Regions from separate parts of the Homo sapiens genome. Here region 1 is linked to region 2. A link is an interaction called in ENCODE POLR2A ChIA-PET data of the cell type or tissue named here. Cell type or tissue: Panc1. All regions are shown on one strand. Links, peaks and the distances in the headings refer to the core of each region. The heading gives the core; the rest is flanking DNA.

What was found. Peaks named below come from ENCODE experiments on the same cell type or tissue, not always from the same donor. Only the 100,000 strongest peaks of a DNase experiment are listed, where the experiment ranks them.
Region 1: POLR2A ChIA-PET joins it to region 2 with 5 read pairs; 2 of 35 experiments call an interaction of 5 or more read pairs at or near these places.

The regions. Positions count from the first base shown.
Region 1 is chr2:190,598,245-190,603,632 of GRCh38, reverse strand. The region is part of intron 4 of NEMP2-DT (NEMP2 divergent transcript); the gene reads right to left. It also overlaps a transcript of NEMP2 not described here. Among named protein-coding and RNA genes, the nearest start is that of NAB1, 48 kb to the left of the region's middle. In Panc1, for the core only: no CTCF peak of the experiment used is centred there; no DNase peak of the experiment used is centred there.
Region 2 is chr2:191,190,979-191,196,366 of GRCh38, reverse strand. The region is part of intron 1 of LOC105373804 (a long non-coding RNA gene); the gene reads right to left. Among named protein-coding and RNA genes, the nearest start is that of STAT4, 43 kb to the right of the region's middle. In Panc1, for the core only: no CTCF peak of the experiment used is centred there; no DNase peak of the experiment used is centred there; H3K27ac peaks cover 499 bases.

The DNA.
Region 1 (5,388 bases), core at 181-5,180, 590 kb after region 2:
CGGGTGTCAACGTTCAGTGCAATTCAGCACACTCTGATGCATTGCATACTAGATGCCAGACACTGCCCCAGGAGTAGGATGGATAAAAGGGAGCCACTGTCTCAGGGAGCTTCCAGTGTGGAGAGAGTGGAAGCAGCTGTGGGGATAGGAGAAGATGAGGATGAGGGAGGCAGATGAACAATGGCTACGGAAACAAATATATTTATTATTTCCCACAAATGACCCGGGCCTTGACCCATTTGCAACCATTACGTAATCACTGAAACAAGTTCAGCTAAATTATTCAAAAATCTCTGAATGTCAATTCCATTTAATTTTAAATAAGAAGCATCTCTGAGAGGGATGATTTTTGGAAGAATGACTAAGGGAAAATATTTTTCCAGCAGGGTTTTTGCACAGGAAAAAATTCATTGCTTCCATCCCCACTTCCCACACCCCACATTCCATACCCCTTGGTGTAAAAATATTTGTATTTAAATAATTTTAAATGTCATACATTTATAATTAAAAGCAATTCTGTGCTCAGAGGAACAGAAATTACTGACTTTAAATCAATGAGAAAAACTAAATTTTCCTCAAAGGAAAATTTCATGAGATTCAAAGTGGTTTAAATCAAGCTAATGGATATAAGCCCATCAGTTACATATGGTCTCTGGTGACCACTGATGTCACTGCCCACCTCCAGCAGCAGTATATAAGGCATTCCAGCAAGGACTCTTCATTTCTCCCAGTCTCTCCTTGCTCCCTCTTCCTTCCCACCTTTCAGTATTCCAGGGCTGGTTTTGCACAAAATGTTTTTGTTTCCTTCAAAACTATGCTTGCCTACAGCTCCTGATTTTGCCTGCTTGACATCCCTTCTTCTAACACAACAGCCTTTCTCCCCATTCTCTGCCCCAGCCAGAAAACTGCACTCCCTTGGCCACAATGACTGGTTCAGCCATGGGCATGTACAGGAAGACAGGGCAGTCACAGCCTTCACCGAGGAAGAAGTAGAGTGGAAAGATGGGGAGGGGTAGATTCCTGGTGACTGAAGGGCACTCCCTGGGTTCCACTCAACCTGTCGTGGTTAACTCTGAGTGTCAACTTGCATAGGCTGTGAAGCCCAGTTGTTTGGTCAAACACCAGTCTAGATGTTATTGCGAAGGTATTTTTAAAAGATGTGATTAACATTAAAATTAGTAGATGTTGGGTACCCGCCATAATGTGTGTGGGCATCATCCAATCAGTTGAAGGCGTTAAGTACAAAGACTGATATTTCCCAAAGAAGAAGGAATTCTCCTCCAGTCTGCAATACAGAAATGCTGCCTGCGTTTCCAGCCTGATGCCCTGCAGAATTTGGAGTCATGACTGTAACGTTAACTCTTACCTGAATTTCCGGCCTGCCAGCCTGCCCTACAAATTGCCCCCACGATCATATGAGCAAATTCCTTAAAATAAATATCTTTCTTTATGTCTATTTCTCCTTCCTTCTCCGCCTCTCTCCCATCTCCCTATCTCAGTCTCTCCTTCCCTCACTGTCTCCTACTGGTTCTATTTCTCCAGAGAACCCTGACTAATACATTAATAAAATCATATTTTCATCCTCAAATTAGTCAGGGTTTTATCTGTGTGTTCATTTTAGCCAGCTTGAGTTGTATTTCCATCACCTGTAACTAAGAGTCTTCAACAGTCCTCGGTGTAAGTGGATGGAATTCCCTATAGGCTAATAAGTGAAAGATTCTTCCAAAATTCTACCTTTCTTATTATTTACTATGCAGCAAGCTACTTAATGGCAGGGATTGTGTCTGATTTTTTTTATTTCTACTGCCGTTGCTTAGAATTCTTAGTACTTGGTCAGGTTAGTAAACATTGGTTGAGCTGAGTTATAGAAGGAGATGGCCTGGAGTGCTTAGCTCCTGGGATTGCCCTGGTACCTGGAGAAACAGATTCTTTGGCATATAAGAAGCCCAACAGTGACCACAGGTTTTTATCATTTGCGTTAAGTATCATAACAAGTAGTTTCAGCAATCATTATTTTCATGGAGTTGCTCGGAAATTATATTTTTATTTCCTTATATGTATATGTCTATTATCAACTTACATAGGTTTCATTCCAGATGTTTGGATTTGGACAGTACACATTTCTTAGCACCATCAAACCAGCACCCTTCCAGGAGCTTTGAGTCAAGACCAACGTAGGCCTGCCATTGCCACATTGTTACACAGCATTAGTTTCCTAGGGTGGCCATAACAAGGCACCACAAAGCGAGCGGCTTAAACAACAGAAAGCTATGGTCTCATAGCTCTGGATGCCAGAAATCTGAGATCAGGGTGCAGACAGGGCATGCTTCCTCCGAAGGCACTATGGAAGGATCGTTCTGGGCCTTTCTCTTAGCTTCTGGTGGTTCCTTGGCTTGTGGCAGCATAACTCCAATCTTCACACAGTGTTCTCTCTGTATATGTGACTGTCTCCAAATGTTGCTTTTTATAAGGACACCTGTCATATTGGATGACAGGCCCACCTGACTCCAGTATTACCTCATCTTAAACTAATTACACTTGCCATGACCCTATTTCCACATAGGGTCACATTTTGAGGTACTAGGGGTTAGGACTTCAACATGAATTTTAGGGAGATACAATTCAACCCACATCAATTGTTTGTACTTGCTCAGCTTTCTGAGCAGCCTTCTCAGGAAGGTACTAGCACTGTGTGACAAGTGGGCAGGGATGCTGGCCGCCAGGGCTGGGGAACACACCACTAAGACCTGACCACATGTTGGGCCATGGCTGCCACCGCACATTCCTGCACTGTCTGAGTCTGTTTTGTGTTGCTATAACAGAATACCTGAGGCTGAGGTAATTTATAAAGAAAAGAGGCTTATTTGGCTCACAATTTTGATGGCTGGAAGGTTCAAGACTGGGCATCTGCATCTGATGAGGGCCTCAGGCTGCTTCAACTCATGGCAAAAGGTGAAAAGGGGGCTGGCACGTGCAAAGAGATCACATGGCAAGAGAGGAAGCAAAAGAGAAACCAAGGAAGCCAGACTCTCTTTAACAACCCAGTCTCTCAGAAACTAATCCATTCTCCAGGAAAGCAAGGATTCACCCACCCCAAGGAGGGCATTCTTCCCTGCATAAAGAATCCACACCCATGACCCAAACACCTCACACTATGCCACACCTCCCAACAGGGCCACACTGGGGGTTAAATTTCAACATGAGTTTTGGCGAAGACAAATGACATTCAAACAATAGCACACGCCAGACAAATAATTTCTAGTCTGGCAGCACTAGCCTCATTCTAAGACTAACACTGATAACCCTCCCCTTGTACTCTACTCTACTGAGTCCCCTTTCCTCCCCCAGTATCTTCTAGTTGGGTTTTAACCTATTTCTTCCTTCTCCTTGAAGAGCCAATAATCAAGCAATGAGAGTTAGAAACAACAGGAAAAGGAATGAGAGGAAGAGCAAGAGGGAATGTTTGTAAAATACCACTGCTAAGATGGCAAGTGTGTTGTGTACTGTGACATACAGAACTAAGATAAGAAACCTTCGAAAACTAATTTTCTAAGGTTCTAGTTGCTCTGTACCGCTCAGACCAGTGAGAGATGTAGGAAGTGACACACACAGGGGCAGCTAGGATGGCACTGTACAGCAGGAGAGTGTGTGTGAAAGCCGCTGTGCTCCCATAAACTCTTCACAGCAGTGCAGGAAGAGGTCATTGGATCTGACTCTTGCCAAGGATAGTCCTCCCAGGTGAGGGAGAGGGAACATGATTGGGATGGGGGGATGGGGCACTGCAAGGTCGGTGAGTTTGTGAAGATGACTTGCCTAAGGGACAGTGAAAATAGGCCCACGTGCCATCTTTGTCATCCCTGCTATAGGTAACAGACACCTACTCTTGGAAAGCTTCCAGTGTAGTTTCGATGCATAGCGAGCTGTGAACACCTGGCTTATATCATTTGGAAATTTTTACATAACTCCTACACAGCCAAGTAAACCGATTCCTGACTAGGGGCACAGCACCTAAAGTAAAAGACACAGAATCAAAAAGCAAGTAAAAATTATAGTTAAAATTAAAATTTTTAAATGCATTGGCAATATTAATACTATTCCTACTGACTGATACTTAATATATTACTAATCAGTAGCAAATATGGAAAAATACAGTGAACAAATTATAGGCCAGAAAGTATATATTTTGTCCATAACTCATCTGAAGTTATAGACATTTCAAGAGTTTTACCTGTGATGTTCCTCGAGGCCTGCCATCTATCCAGATGAAAATAAAAGTTTAGCCCAAAAGCTTCAGCTTTTTTTCATCTACTTGATGCCAAGTAGTAAATAGTGACAGGAAACAGAATTCTCACCACATCTTTGAGTCATATAAGCTAGATGTGTAGTTTTGTACAAATCTAGCCTGCCTTTTATAGCTTCTCTCTTCTATTTCCTGATTTCTGTCCTCTATTTATAGATGGAGAAACTGATAACTTTTGCAGTAGTTAACCTTCACTAATATCAAAATAATGGAGAATAAATTACAGCATGATTTTAGAAGAAACACATCTGATTTTATGACTAAAATCTGCTTAAAGTTGGCACAAGTCCTGGCCCATACTCCTTGTTTGATAAATGTTGGTTGAAACAAATTGAGAAAAAGGGGCCTAGAGAGCCACTAAAAACAAAACAAAACACCATTTGCAGTGTTTTTCTATTATTTGGAGAAAAATATAAATCAAGATAAGATGTAAATGCTGAATAAGGGAGTACTCTTAAACTTCAGATTAAGGTATATTAACGTTAGTCACTCAAGATATGAGGTTTGGTCATAAGGTTATTTGGCAAGGTTAGTATTATATGCAAAGTACAATTTCACTGGTAGTAAAATATTTTAAGTCTGTGCAGCAACATGGCAACATGGATCTAGGTAACTATTACATTCCAATTTAAAATGGTTGCTTTGCTAGCTAGTAGATAAAATGGGTTCTTAAATTTGAGAATCGCAGTAAAGCCTAACTTATTCCACTAAAATGTATTTTCAGCAATGCCTCAAAGTAGTTTGCAAAGTTTTGGGGATGAAAGCAAAACACGACTTGATGCCATTCCAAGTGGAAGGCTGGCAGCGCCACAAGTTATGAAAACAATGAATGAATCAATAGCATTCTTTAAGACAAAGGCTTATATCCATTAAGAAGTGTAGAAAAGCAATTATAAGTTACAGTTTAAAATAATATTTGTAATATTGGCTTGCCTTGGAATAAGATCAATTTCCTAAAAACACTTGTAAGCATCTTTGAGTAACTTCCATAAGTAGAAGAATTTGGAGAATAAATATCTGAATTCTGGAGGAAGCCCTCATTTTCCTTATTCTCCCAAGAGTCTTCTCTTCCCTCTCACTAAAGGTCT
Region 2 (5,388 bases), core at 337-5,336:
TGCTGTCTGGAACTCTGGTCTGTTGTCTCTAGGAACCATCTTGGACACATGAGTTACACCCTATGGATATTTCAGCAGAGAGCTAAAGGAGCCTGAATGCCTATGAAATTCAAAATGTGCCATACTGGTCTTGTGCTACATATCTCTGGAATTCTTATGCATGGCACGTAAATAAGTTTCTTTTTTTTGTTTTAGCCACGTTAGTTTATTCTAAATGTTTACCTGTGCATACAAGTTTATCCTAATAAATATGCTCAACATAAATAAAAAATAGTAAATTGTTAGCTTTCTGGTTACTAGAAACGATAATATATGGGAGGAAGGATGTCTGACATCCTTAATAATGAAGGAGACATTAAATAAAACAAAACCCCCAAACAGCCAAACCTATAAATAAGTTTTCATGGAAACACTTTTAAAGGATAGCATTCTGTTATTCCTATTAAGGCAAATTGTCCTACAACTCTCTCGTAGGCAATGAAGGCATCAATACATAATAGAAAATCAGAATCACCTGAATTAATAATCATGGCTCGGAGTCATCAAGAAAAAAGCAAGTTATGTTTGGTTTAAGAGAGTACATAGAAATAGTTTAAATCAAAATATCTTATTTTAAAACAAAAATTTTTCCTAATGAGCAAACAAAAGGAGCATACTTTCTGGAAATCCTATAATATGAAGTAGCACTTTTTTCAGTATTTAAAATAAATGTGTTTTCACTGTACATACATGGTTTTGTTTGTTTGGACATTGTGCTGATTTTATGTAAACGTTATTTTCTTAAAATATTTTTTCCACTCTAATAATTTTATTTTGGTCTGCATTCCAATTAGACATACATTTTTTCCATAAAAAATTAAAATGAAATAAAACCAAAATGATAAGAGAACATAAAAATTTCAAATAATAGGCTTGAGCTTTGGAGCCAACAAAATAAAACAGTTATGCCTTTCTTACTCCTTTTAGTTACTGGAGAGTTTTTGTTCTTTTATTCAAATTGTGTGAAAGTCTCACCTGAGTAAAGGTTTGCACAGATGAGTGGAGAAAGGGTCAGCTCTTTCTGGCAAGGATCAGAAGTCAACCTAAAGGCAATTTGATCTTTAAGCCAAACCCGGATACATGAGAAACCTATGACAAATGGGAAATCTACTGAGAACTTGCTGGCTGTTTGCCATTCTCTGAACAAGACTAAAGATGGCAGGAGCATAAACAATGGAAGCAAAAGATTGAAGAACAAAAACATTTGAATAAAATCCCTTCATACTATCTTCATTCATGCAAAACAACAGGAACCCTTCCCTCCAATGCTTTAAGACCTTCCATAAGGTAGATGCCATCACCACCTACTCCCTTGGAATCCTCCAGTTTCCAGTATTCTTCAGGTGTCTTATCAATTATCATAATTTTTGCCCACTAAAGTTATTAGCTCCATAAAGCAAAGGACTGAGTCTCTGTCAGCCGCATTTATATATACCCATGACTTGCCTAGCACAGGGCCTGGCAAACAATAGACACTCATTTGGACATTGGATGGATAGATAAATGGAAGAAGGAAGGAAGGGAGGGAGGGAGAGAGAAAGCAAGAAAGGAATTTGGAGGAGGGTATGATTAGGCATATAATAGGCAAAGGAAATTTAACCAAAAAGTTATCTTTATCTCTTACTCTCTTCAACCTAACTTTTATTCTCTGAAAACATTGGGGTTCCTTGGGAAGAAAAGGAGAGAAAATGTAAAGAGGAAATAGCAGAAAACTGTAATGAGATGCAATTGAAGCTATGGAAAAGGTTGACCAAATTAGGTTCTCTAATCTTCATCCCTACGCACACACATACACATACACACACACACACACACACACACACACACACACACACACACGCCGTTCTAATATATATATATAGCTGTCCAACACGGGCCAGACATTGGCCCCTAAGAAGAGTTACCCTGAATAGACTGTGTGAATTAGCTAATAGTCAATAATATGAAAACTTCAGACAAGTCTGACAATAAGCCCACTGAAGGGACTTTCCTGTGTGGTAAGGCAAGGCCCAGAGACCACACTTGAGGTGAATGAATTTGCATTATGCTTCACTTTCCCTCTAACTCTGTAGTGCTCTGGTTGAAGAGTAATAACAAGCCTACAGCCTGGACAAGAAAAGCAGAAAAAGGAGGTAAAGAGGCCCAGCTTATCCAGAAACTGAGCAATACACCTGTAAGAACATTGAGTAAACCACAACTTTGCAACTCATTTCCTTAACTAGGAACATAAAGTTCAACAAAAAGCCACAGAAAGAGATGAACAGAAGAATGATGCAACATGCGATAGACATTAAGGCTGCTTACTGGTGTTTCTTGTTCTCTTCTTCTAGGCTCAAGGAGGACAGCTTCCTCCCCAATCTACTGAAGTTAGGTGTGGTCATATGATTTTCCATGTCAGTAAAATGTGAGTGGAAGTGACAGGGGTCACTTCCAGGTGAAACATTTAAAAACTAGTGAGAGATTCTCCATGATCCTTTTCCCTTCTGCCACCATGATCGACAGTTTTCCAAATGATGGTGCGTTCACACTCTGGGTCCTGGAGTGAGGATGATATGCAGTGGGAGTTAGCTAACTACAGCCTGTGGTCACCTGTTTTTGTAAATAAAGCTTCATTGGAACATAGCCGTACCCATTTGTCTATGCATACTTTGAAATGACAATGGCAAAACTGAGTCGTTACAACAGGGACCATATAGCCTAAAAGCCTATTCACTAAGTGGCCTTTTAAGAAAACATTTGCAGACTCCTTATATAGACCCTGATCCCCCAGCCCCGCTTACTTCAAGTGGATATGTAGGTTGAAGGGGAAGACAAGCCTTTGTTACTCTATACCAACAAAAATTGGGGGCTTTTTGGTTACTTGTATATAACTTAGGTTATTCTGACTGACACAAAACTCTTTAAAAATCACTTAAATTGTATGCATGCTATTAATAGAAATATTCTTCAAGAACTAGTGAAAACAACTAGGATAGTACTAAACACAGAGCAAGTTCTTGGGTAGTAAGTTTTCCTTTTCTTGGTTCGATATCATCACAGACGAGGGGTGCAGACCACAGGTGCAATCAGGAATGGGCTATGTGGCAGCTCCCTCAGAATGCATTGCCACTGCTACTATAGCAGTAGCTTTTCAACAATTTTAAAAGAAGATATTGACATGGCAGTTATTAAGATGGTTCACGCCTGTAATCCCAGCACTTTGGGAGGCCGAGGCAGGTGGATCGTGAGGTCAGAAGATAGAGACCATCCTGGCTAACTCAGTGAAACCCAGTCTCTACTAAAAATACAAAAAATTAGACAGGCATAGTGCTGGGTGCCTATAGTCCCAGCTATTTGGGAGGCTGAGGCAGGAGAATGGCTTGAACCCAGGAGGCAGAACTTACAGTGAGCCAAGATCGCGCCACTGCACTCCAGCCTGGGTGACAGAGTGAGACTCCGTCTCAAAAAAAAAAAAAAAAAAAAAAAAAAAAAAAAAAAAGATGGTTAAAAGACATTAGAAGAGGCTAAGTGAAAGCAAACATGGGTCTGTTCCACACAGGGTGGAAATGTCAATTGTCAGAACACGAGGGGTTTAGAGAAAGGAGGCAAAGAGTGATCCTTTTTTTATGATTGCTTCTGTGATGCTGAAGCCCAGCTATGCATTTGAATCAGAGGTAAAAAAAAACTGGACTTAAGTGGCTTCAGTAATAAAAATGATTTTTGAATCATTATGTAATTATTCAGTAATGAAAATGAAGTTTCAACGATGTAAATATATTTTTTTTAAATTCTGGAAGGAAGAAAGCTAAGAAAATATTTGCTAAGTGTTTAATAATAATACGAACACTTTAATGCTGTTATAATGTTCCAAGCACTCTTCTGAGCACTTGACATATTTTAGCCCTTATTATAATCCTAACCCTATAAGTTAGGTATTATCATTTTCCCCAGTTTACTGATAAAGGGGTGAAGCACAGAGAAACTAAGTAGCTGGCCCAAAGTCAGCAATTAAAAGAGGTAGAGCAGGGTTCAAATGCAGGCATTCTGAGTCTAGTGCAATGTCTCTTAACCACCTTGCGCCATTGAATGTTCACAGGTGTTACCACTGGACTTGGGACACAGTATGAAGGCAAAGACTCATGGCTAGGCTGCTGTGTTATCTATGGTGCTTTTTGCTCTAAGTATCAGAAAACCCAATTCGAACTTGCTTAAACAATGAGAAAATGTATTATTTCATGGAACAGAAGCCCAGAGGAAGGACAGCTACAAAATTGGTTGAATCAGTGATTTATTGATGTCATAAAGAACCCAGGTTCTTTTTTGCCTTTTGATTCTGTTATCCACAGCATTGACTTCACCTAAGGCTGGTTGCCCTATGGTCAATAATAGCAACCAGAAACAAGGGGCACATGTATTCTTCTTTGTTGCTACCCAGCCAGAAAGAGAAATACTCCTATCCTCTTCCATTCTTTCTGAGCCAAATCAGGTCACGTGTTCATGCCTGGAGGGTGGAGGGGAAGGAAACCAGGGCAATGTCACATGTTGTTTGTCTTAGAAAAAAACAAGATTCCTAGAGTTGGAGAAAGGGTAAATTTCTCCTGAGTCAATCCTACTGCTAACTAAGGGATTTAATAACTGAATAAAGTCAGCCTTTGGTTAGCAAGGAGGATGAAGTTTGATGGGAAAATAATGGACAGTGTCCACTATTGGCAGGTATTCAGCTGAAGCATGATCACATCTGCCAACTTGGTTATTTCTGCTACCCTTTTCCTTGGGGTCCTTCCACAGAGACAATGTTTTGAGATGGTAAAATTCATACTGTCCATTGCATCATGAATTTCAATATTAATTCTGAAATCTGTTCATGAGCAAGTTGTTTCAAAACTTGAGAGACTAGATATACAAAAGGACAATGGCCACACCACACATAGAAAATAAAATTCTGACCCACAACCCGAGGAAACCGGTCCAGAAAGTCAGTCTACTATCTACAGTAACCAGTTCAGGAAGTCAGACTACTATGTCTAGCAGGCAGTCCATGAAATAAACAATAACTCTCATTGGCCCAAAATGGCCAGGGTTTGATTAATAACTGACAACTTCCACATTTTTGCCCCTCACCCACCCCGGCTTTCGACTTAGGACCAACTAGAGAAAGCCAACTATGTACATCTCAACAATCACATAGGATGTCCCACTTCTAGTTGTCTCACCTACAGCTTCCCCATGCCAATAGCCTCCAGTTGGGGCGTACCTGAAGACTTCCCTTTTTTCTGCTATAAAGCTTTCCCACTCCTCTGCCTGCTAGAATCTCTGCCCAGTGCAAGTGATGGTGGCCAACTTCCTCACTGTAGCAAGTTCTCAGTAAAC